2 separate regions of the Homo sapiens genome follow, and region 1 is linked to region 2. Evidence: read pairs that join two places in POLR2A ChIA-PET (ENCODE). Cell type or tissue: CD4-positive, alpha-beta T cell. All regions are shown on one strand. Each heading gives the region's core, and the rest is flanking DNA. Links, peaks and the distances in the headings are about the cores only.

Region 1 (4,805 bases), core at 229-4,228, 110 kb after region 2:
AGTTAAAAGCCTGGATTTGTTAGAAACATCAGGTCAGACACTTCCAAGTTCAAATTCCAAATTTTTTTCCCCTTGGGTAAATTAAAATTACTTCACCTCTCTGAACTACAGTTTCCAAGTCTTAATAAGGAGAAAAGACCTAGCTCACGTTGCAGTATATGAATACAATTTAAAAAGAAATACAAAATACCAAGTTCAGGATTAATTTTGTCTCTAAAGAATCTCCAAGAACTACGTTTAAAGATAACAAAACAGGTAGTTTCTCAAGGACTTTATGACCAGTGTATAAGGTTTCTTTTTTGAGTTCCCATCTTAGAGGGGTTACAAAGGGACATGGCATCCTTAGAAAGTTTAATGAGTGTCATTTCTACAAACATCTGTGCATGACCTTTCAACTCTGAAAATGTGATCATTTTATACTGTACATCTGTGCTGGGACCACATTACCTAAGCTTGCTCTGACTTTCATATCAACAATCAAATACAGAAAGAAAACTGATGCACAAATCACAACATGGTTGAATTACACACTTGACTACAGAGTTTATTAAAACAGTCTTGAATTTCTAAAATCCATTATTAAATCACAGTAAATTGTAGGGTATACAACCCTGGCCCAAAGATCCAAAGACTTCATATGCTGCTGAGATTCACTGTTTTACCAAATTCAGACACTGGAGACCATCATCTCAATATTTTAAACACACGTTTAGGTATCCTCCCAAACATTTAACTGCACAGAATACTTGAAAATACAATTTTATATACATATATATATATGTATTTGTGTGTGTGTGTGTGTGTGTGTATGTTCATGTGCTTTTATTAGTTAAATGTCTGCAACGGCATAGCAACTTTTTCCTAAAGCAGCAACACATAATTTCCCCACACTTCAGACCCCAACTCCACAAACTGCTCCTCCAAATATATATATTTTTAAATATTCCTTTTGACTTATAGGTACATCTGCTGACCCACCATGCAGATATTCAGAATTCAATTTTCTACTCTGTGAAAGAATATTTATGTATCAAACAAGAGAGACTAAAAAATGGCAACAACCAACTGGCTAATCTTATTTTTACAGGCTACTACTAGCCTCGACTATCAAATAGATATTTAGAAACTGCAGCTTTAATTTCCATATGCTGACCCTTCTGTATCATTAACCTTCTCACAAAATCCCAGAAATCCTGACCCCAGGAATGTAACCATTTCGGCCATAATAATAAAGTCAATTCAGATTTTCTGTTTATCATACACAGCTGATGCTGAACTCACTGCTTAGAATCTTGAATTACACATTGAGGTGAGAACATTGCATGCACTTTTATTAAGTGCTAAAAATGGTCCAGGTAATTATTAACTATCAATACTGCTTACCTCCTGACAAAAGCCTGGTACTGCAAAATGTTAGGCTAGGCTAATCAAATACAATAATGAAGATAATTTTAACCACCACCACCACATTCAGAAGCACTAAGACTTTTGGTACAGATTTTGACTTAGAGCCTTGTGGAGAGCTAAATTCTCATTCAGGTTCCTACCTCTACAGAATTCAAGCTCTATGATCTAATGAAGGTCACTTTACCTTTATCTGTAGAAGATGATTTCTAAAGTTCTTTCAATTCTCTATGACTCTGTAGGCCTAATACCCTAGAGCCCTAGAGATATGTATATTGAATATTGAATGGCTATATCAAACCTCATAGATGGGTTTTCCAACAAAGCAGGAATGCATACTTCCCAAATATTTAGCCAATACGACAAGAAAGAACCATTATACAAATCAGACTTTGGTAAGCTTTGTTTTCAACTTTTTGTACAAAGAGTTCATAATAGGCTTAACATTTTTTAGAAAATATTTTGCTAACTAGTTTATGTAGCATTTAACCATTATTAAGCAATTACATTCAAAATATAAACAGGTTTATATTTTGGCAAACAAATTCACATGGAACACAGTATTTTCAAATGCTTCCCACGCTAGTATGTTACATGTCATGGGTCTTATTTTATAACACAAACTCCGCTTACTTTTGTAAGGTTAGAAGGAGCTATTTTATGACTCATTTTTGCTACTGGACATATATACATCATTATCATTGTATAAATGGGGTTAGAAAAATCACTTTGGACCAGGTGGGGTGGCTCACATCTGCAACTTCAACACTTTGGGAGGCCAAGGCAGGAGGATCGCTTGAGGCCAGTAGTTCAAGACCAGTCTGGGCAACATAGTGAGACCTCAAAGAATAAAAAATTTAAAAATTATCTGGGCATGGTAGTGCACTCCTGTGATCCCATCTACTAGGGAGGCTGAGGTGGGAAGATCACCTGAGCCCAGCAATTGAGGCTGCAGTGAGCTAAGATCAAGGCCACTGCACTCTAGCCTGGGCAACAGAGTGAGACCCTGTCTCTAAAAAGAAGAAAAGAAAAATCACTTTGCACTTTGCCCTACATCAACCTTCACAAGCATATGAACCCTTTACAATATAAATCTCATTTTGCTCAGAAACATGAGCTATCACCCTCCAACCACGAGAAGAACACTATGTAAAATCATCAAATCAAAGTGCTTCTCTTAGATTCTGCAACTCTCAGGGCCATTCCTTTAGCTAGGCTTGTCCCTAGACACATACATATAATCAAACTGAAATACCAATTAATTCATGCAGTAAATCCTAAGAGCAAAGATGCTCCTAGGCATGGGAAGAAAACCTACATGCAGGGTACCAAGGAAGCACTTCCACAGCACCCTGCTATTTCCATTTCATAAAATTCCTCACACATAATTCAGCTATTTCACCCACTAGTCATGGCTCTGTAGAGGTGAAGACCATGTCTATCTCCACTTCTGTAGTATACCTAGCATGATGCTTCAACACAGGATAAACATTCTTTTTATTTAAAAAAAAAGTGTTGATTTAAACTGAAAATAGAAATACATACTAAACAGTACTGAAGTATAAAATGGTATAAGTTTTTCAAATTGAACCATAAAACATTCCTGTATTTTGTGCCCAGCAGCACCCAGAGCCATGGAGTGCTGATGGGAAAGAAGGGCACACACACAGGGAAGCAGGTCCACTGACACCAAGTACACAGAGTGTGGAGGGGAGAGAGAGCACGCAGCATGGAGGCACGCTGGCAGCTGGCAGCTGGAGACCACGGACAGAGGGGTTGTGGGGGTGAAGGAAGAGGAGATGGTAACAGGCAGATGAGATAGGGAAAATAAGTAAAATGATTAAGCAAATAAATATGTTGAGGATAACAAGAGCCAGGCTTCTTACTACAGTAGCAGGTATTTACCAACAGAATAGGTGGAGGCTACAGAGAACCCTGAACTGCTACACTGGAATTGGAAAAATAAGTATGAACTTCCAGTTTTAAAAAATATAATCACAGAAGCTGGGTGCGGTGTTTCATGCCTGTAATCCTAGCACACTGGGAGGCCAAGGTGGGTGGATCACTTGAGGTCAAGCATTCAAGGCAAGCCTGGCCAACATGGCAAAACCCCATTTCCACTAAAAATACAAAAATCAGCTAGGTGTGGTGGCAGGCGCCTGTAATCCCAGCTACTTGGGAGGCTGAGACAAGAGAATCAGTTGAACCCAGGAGACAGAGTTGCAGTGAGCCAAGATCATGCCACTGCACTCCAGCCAGGGTGACAGAGCAAGAGTCCATCTCAAATATATATATATATATGTATAAACATAGATATAAACACCTCAAATATATGTATATAAACATAGACATAAACACTGCTATAAGTGTATGTATTTATGGAGTGTGTACATAAAAATGTATGTGTACATGCCATTGAATCATTAAATGATACTCCAAAGTATAGCACTTGCACATGCTAAGCACTGTGAATTAAGGGAAATTGGGAGACCTTAGAAACTGCCTCAGAATCAAAGTCCGACCTTCCCTTGTTTTTCAACCTAGCCCATGGAGGGGATCTCTCTGAAGTTTCCTCATCTGAGAAAAGTTCTTTCAAAAGAAAAAAAATTGCCTTCAGCTCCCTGTCAGAAATCTCATCAACCAGGGAAAATTAATCACCAAAGAAGAATCTGAAGGCCATCACCACACCCACCCAGAGAGAATTTTCATCTATTCTGAGTGCTATTACTGACAGGCTTCATCTGCATATAAGACAACTTTTGTTCCCAGAATATGTCTTCCCCTTACCTTCCTATAGTCTGTTGCCACCTCCCTGCAAGCCACGAGGAGCTCTGTACCAGACTACTGTCCATTTTCTGGACCTATTCACCTCCCCTAAAGATGATTTACTCTTCCTCCAAAATTGCCTACATCCCTCACTTTCTCCTCTCCCCTGTGAAGAGGGTATTCAAGCACTTCTTTGAGTTTCCTACTTTGTGTAATTCCCATGCGCTTGCACATGAATAACTTGTATGCCTTTTCTCCTGTTAATCTGTCTTCTGTCATCTTATTCCAGCAGACTCAAGATCAACTCTTCAGAGGGAAAGTTTAAACTTCCCCACATAGACATACACATATTTCCCAGCTGTCCACCAAGAGGACTCAGGATCAATGAGCACTCAGAAAGCTAAGATTATAGTTTCTAAATACCACTCTCCACTGAAGGAACCAGGGTTAACTGGAGAAATGGCTTATCAGGAGGACAGGGCAGAGAAAATACAAGATGAGCCTGGAACTGCTTATTGTGCCATAAAATAAGGAAGTGCTGAAAGACTAATCAGGATGTGTCTAAGAGACACAAGAGCCACCGTGGCTTGCATTCACCAAATATAGGACAATATGAGCATCAAAATAGAGACAGT
Region 2 (4,805 bases), core at 486-4,485:
AGCACAAGGAAAAGTGGTTAAGAAAATCCTCAGAACACTCAACAAACTAAAAGAAATGAAGGAGGAGGAGGAGGTTCCATTTTGGGGATTTTCTTGGTCCCATATGCATTGAAAGGTAAATGTACACTTAGGCAAAGACAATTGTCAGAAAGGATATCTTCCATTATTGAAAGGTAAACGTACACTTAGGCAAAGACAACTGTCAGAAAGGATATCTTCCATCATTGAAAGGTAAATGTACACTTAGGCAAAGACAACTGTCAGAAAGGATATCTTCCATTAAAAAATAAAAAAGAAATCTTGTTGCTAGATGCCTTATTATAAAATTGTTGGGTTATCACAAATGTGTAGATTTATAATCATAAATACACTTGGTATAGGAAAAAAACACTCTTCATATTTGTTACTATATTTAGCAATAGCCTAAGCAGTACATTCAGAGCATTTTTACCAAGATATCAGCCTAGCCATGGAGAGTAACTGCTTAGGAAAATCCCTCTCTTGCCATTTTTCTCATAGTTAAGTCCTGTAAACCAGACCCTTTCCCTCATCTACCACATACTGGAAAACTCTATCTTAATAAAAGAAATGTTCAGTATTTCAGGTTTTCTGTCACCCACTTTTCATTTATTTCAGGATTTCATTTTTCTTTCTTCTGTCACATATAATCATACTCTTTAACACTTTTTTTCCAAAAAAAAAAGAAAAAAAAGTAAAATTCATTCTCATTTTTCTCTCATTCTCCTTCTTTTGCTCTTACTCACATTTCATTCATCCTCTTGTTCAAATATTCATTGAAAAGATCTCTATAAGGCAGCTTAATACTTATCCAGTATGAGGCTCGCACCCTGTCCCTGTCTACCATCACTCCTCTCACCAAGGAATCCCTTTATCTTTGTTCCTGGAAGTTCAAGTGTACAGGGTTTCCTAGTCCTGTACTATGGCTCAACCAGAACGCCAGGCAACCAACCCTGGCACAGTCTAAGACTTAACATGCGATTAAAAAGCCACTTGCTTTCCAGCCCTGCTGTACAGAAGCTGCCCTATGCCACCACCTTTCTTGGTGCCAGCATGATTCAACTTAGTGATGTCAGCACGGACCTTTCACTACCCATCCCATTCTTCTCTCCAGTATCAGTGCCTTCTGGTTCGTGAACCTCTGTCTGAATTAACTACATTCCTGCTTATCGGGTGTTCTCCAGCACCGTGTCCTCCCAGTTACTGCCTGCCAATCTTGCCTCTAACTTACTCCCAGCCTTTATATTATTCATTCATATTCTGCATACAAACTATTGCTATCATTCTTGCTCATAACTTTGCTCTAAACTTTACTATCTGGACAAGTCCCTGGTGTCCCAATTATTCACATATTTCCATCATGTACAAAATCAGAATCCTCCTTTTCCTCATATTATGTTTTCTCTTTCCTAAACTCTCAATCACAAATCCCTGAGGCCACAAAGCCCTGGCCCCAGCCTGACTGGTCTATGGCATTATAGACAGGCAGTCAAGATCCCAAATCCAGGGAGCAGAGTGGCCTCAACCACAACAGACAGCAGTAACTGAGTCAAGTACCATATGAAAAAGCAAGAAGAGGCCACAAATAATCTTGCAGGTTCTCAGAGTCGTGCAGAATTCATAAGCAGTGAATCCAGGCAGGTGGTATTCTAGGGCAGATGAGCCTTCCTCATGTGGAGACGTCCATTCATGTGACAGCACTGTCCTCTCCACTACAAGGGTGGGTCCCAGGAGCAGTGCTTCAGACAGAAATGGGAAAATCAAGGAAAGAACAGGAACCAACAGAGGTCTATAATCCTCTATAAGATCCTCGGGTGGGGAGGACAGCAAGCAGGTAGAGCTGCAAGTGAAATGGCAGAGAAGAGGCAAGGAAAGACTTGGTGGTGGATTTGAACTATCTCAACTACATGTCTACATTTTCAGAACTGTCTTCCCTGCAGCATGCCATCATTTTTGGGTTATAAGAGCCACCCTGGCGGGACTCGGGGCAGTAGTGAAGCACCTGCCGCATGCATCTCACACTGGGAAGGTGCAGCTCACACACACTGTCGCCTATGTGCCTGCTCTCCTCGCTGGCACAGGGAAGCGGCTGGTCCACGGGATTGCCTTCATCTGCTTATTTTATTCATAGGCCATGACGCGTCTTGCTCAGGGAAGGGTGCCAGCTTCTCCCACAGTTCCCTGGCCTCTCTGAAGTTAGAGGCTTATGATCAGTGAGGGTCTATGTGGACTGGCATGTGCCCTTGTACATCCAGTGTGGCCTTCCTCTCCTGCGCTCCACTCTCATCCTTCCTTCCCGACTGCTAGCCCTGGTGATTTCAGCTCTGGCGCCAAATATATAGAAGCAACAGCCATATATAATGTGCTTAACTAGTTCCTACCATCATAGGAGGTCAAGTCCTTTTAAGTCCCATATTCGGCACCTTTCCCCTCATTCTGTTTCTCTTTTCACACCCCAACTGATACAGAATTTGGCACCAGAACTAGTTCCAGAAAAACAAAACGTTACGGATTCCTCCAGTTTGAAGATGAACTGTAGCTGATGCTGTTTTCCAGAAATGTTCACTACAGTATCTCCAGTCACATGTGCTCTTCCAGAATGTTTCCACTCTCCCATCAAGGGGTGGGGGATATGTCCCCTCCTTTTGAATTAATGAGCCTGTCTTTATAATCACCTGGATGAACAGAATATGGGGGAAATCACATGGCATCACTTCCAAGGGTGACACAGCTTCTGCCTGGTGTTATCCCCCCACCCACCTTCCCCAGTGCGCAGCTTTACTGTTAAGGAAGCCTTGGCCACATGAAGGCGTTGCAGCCAACAGACTGGCTGAGAGCCAGCACTAACTGGAAAACATGTCGACGAGAGTCTTCATGATTGCAGTCATCCGCCTTTGAACCTCAGCAGCCACTGAGCAGAGCAAGGAGAAGCCGACTCCACCAAGTCCTACCCAAGTAGCCACTTCAAGAGCAAAACACATACTGCTTTTGCTTTAAGCCACTAACCTGGGATGCTCTGTTTTGCAGCAATGGATGATGAAATCGTGGTTGTCACAAGGTGCCCAGATTCCAACTCTCAGTTAAAAAGGACACTCAACTCTCAGTTAAAAAGGAACACCTACCCTTCAATTTGAGTGCACATGATTGAAAACAGGGAAAGGGATTACTCACGGCAGAAGGGTGCAAGGCCGACAACCAGTGATTATCACAGTGTGCAACATTAGAAGGAGGCTTTAAACCAGGCTCAGGGTCCCAAACCCCAGACTCTGTGTAACTACCATCCCCTTTTTACTTACAGTCCTGGCTCTAACGACTCTCCATGTGTTTGCTCTCAATCTTCCAGCTTCTCATTGTCAAGCGGCCTTTCATTTTCCCCTAGATGCCAGCTATTAGCACTCTAAATTAAAGGAGTCATCCCTGAGATGTGAAGCTATTAAAACTGCAAAAGGCCCCTCTCACAGATTTTGCTCCCCTTAGACTCTCTGCTGTGTGAAGACGGATGAAAAGAAAAAGCTATACAGAACTTTTCCTCACTTTGATAACAAAAACAATCAAAAAAATTCCCCCAGAAAAAGTTCTTTGAAATCTAAAGGATCTCACTACCCTGAAAGAGGCAACAGCCCTAGCCTATCTGTTAATTTCAATAGATAGCTGCTGGCTAGGTATTAACTAAACTTTAAATACAGCTCCGGAGCCACAGCTGCAAGAGATACAGGATGTCTTAGTAAGTGTATGGGTTGTAAGTAAGTGCATGCTATCACCTCAAGAGCTTTTAACGAGATAACCAAACATGTTTCCTGAAACTAGATTTCAGTTTTATCAGATACGCTACAAATAACAACATTCAAAAACAAAGGAAAATTTGTTAGGCCAAAAGGTCTGATGAATTCTAAAAGTAGTTCATCTAGCTTTGAAGGCACATAAAACCATAGTATCACCATGTGAAACTGTGGTAAACAATCTACTGTTTGCAAAAAATTAGATATTTATTAGATTTTTTATAATGGGAAATTTTAATATTATCACTTGCTTCATTTAGCTGCAAAAGTGATTTGAATGGACTTTTTTCTTCCAATCACAAGAAGGAAGAAAATTATATTTTGATTGACATAAATCATAATTTGCTTGACTATTAATGGAATTAGCAAAATGAGAATTCTTTCAAAATTCCCAACCACATGTTTATGACAAAGGTAACATGTACCTGCAATCACAGTCACTTACGTTTTTGAAAACCTGTGGCTGGCAGAGTAATGGCCCCCTAAAGATGTCCATGTCCTAATCCCTGAAATCTGTTAGGTTACATGGCAAAGGGGAATGAAAGTCACAGATGGAATTAAAGTTGCTAATCACCTGACCTTAAAATAAGGAGATCATCCTGGATTATCTAGGATAGGCCAAAGTAATCACAATAGTCCTTAAATGTGAAGGAGGGAGGTAGAAGGGGAGAACCAGAGAGATGGCAGTACCAGAAGGACTTGGCCCAAAGCTGCTGGAGTTGAATGGACCAAGGAACCTGAGTAGGCTCTAGAGGCCGGTAAGGAAATGGAATCAGTCCTAGGACCTCCAGAAGGGAATATAATCCTCCCAATACTTTGAGTTTAGCCCAGTGAGACCATTGGACTTCTGACCACCAGAACTGTAAGATAAATTTGTGTTTTTTTTTCAAAACCACTAAGTTTGTGGTAATTTGTTACAGTGGCCATAGAAAACAAATTAAAAGCCTTTAATAAAAATAAATTCACTTTCATATTAAGTGTCTTGCTCTAAAAGCACAAATAGTTGAA

Evidence for each region. ChIA-PET counts read pairs that join two places held together with the same protein. Peaks named below come from ENCODE experiments on the same cell type or tissue, not always from the same donor. Only the 100,000 strongest peaks of a DNase experiment are listed, where the experiment ranks them.
Region 1: POLR2A ChIA-PET joins it to region 2 with 7 read pairs; 3 of 35 experiments call an interaction of 5 or more read pairs at or near these places.

Annotation. Positions count from the first base shown.
Region 1 is chr13:74,096,930-74,101,734 of GRCh38, forward strand. The region is part of intron 1 of KLF12 (KLF transcription factor 12); the gene reads right to left. Among named protein-coding and RNA genes, the nearest start is that of KLF12, 35 kb to the right of the region's middle. In CD4-positive, alpha-beta T cell, for the core only: no CTCF peak of the experiment used is centred there; no DNase peak of the experiment used is centred there.
Region 2 is chr13:73,982,264-73,987,068 of GRCh38, forward strand. All of the region lies in intron 2 of KLF12 (KLF transcription factor 12), which reads right to left. Among named protein-coding and RNA genes, the nearest start is that of KLF12, 150 kb to the right of the region's middle. In CD4-positive, alpha-beta T cell, for the core only: no CTCF peak of the experiment used is centred there; a DNase peak (open chromatin) is centred at 2,858; H3K4me3 peaks cover 1,022 bases; H3K27ac peaks cover 2,323 bases.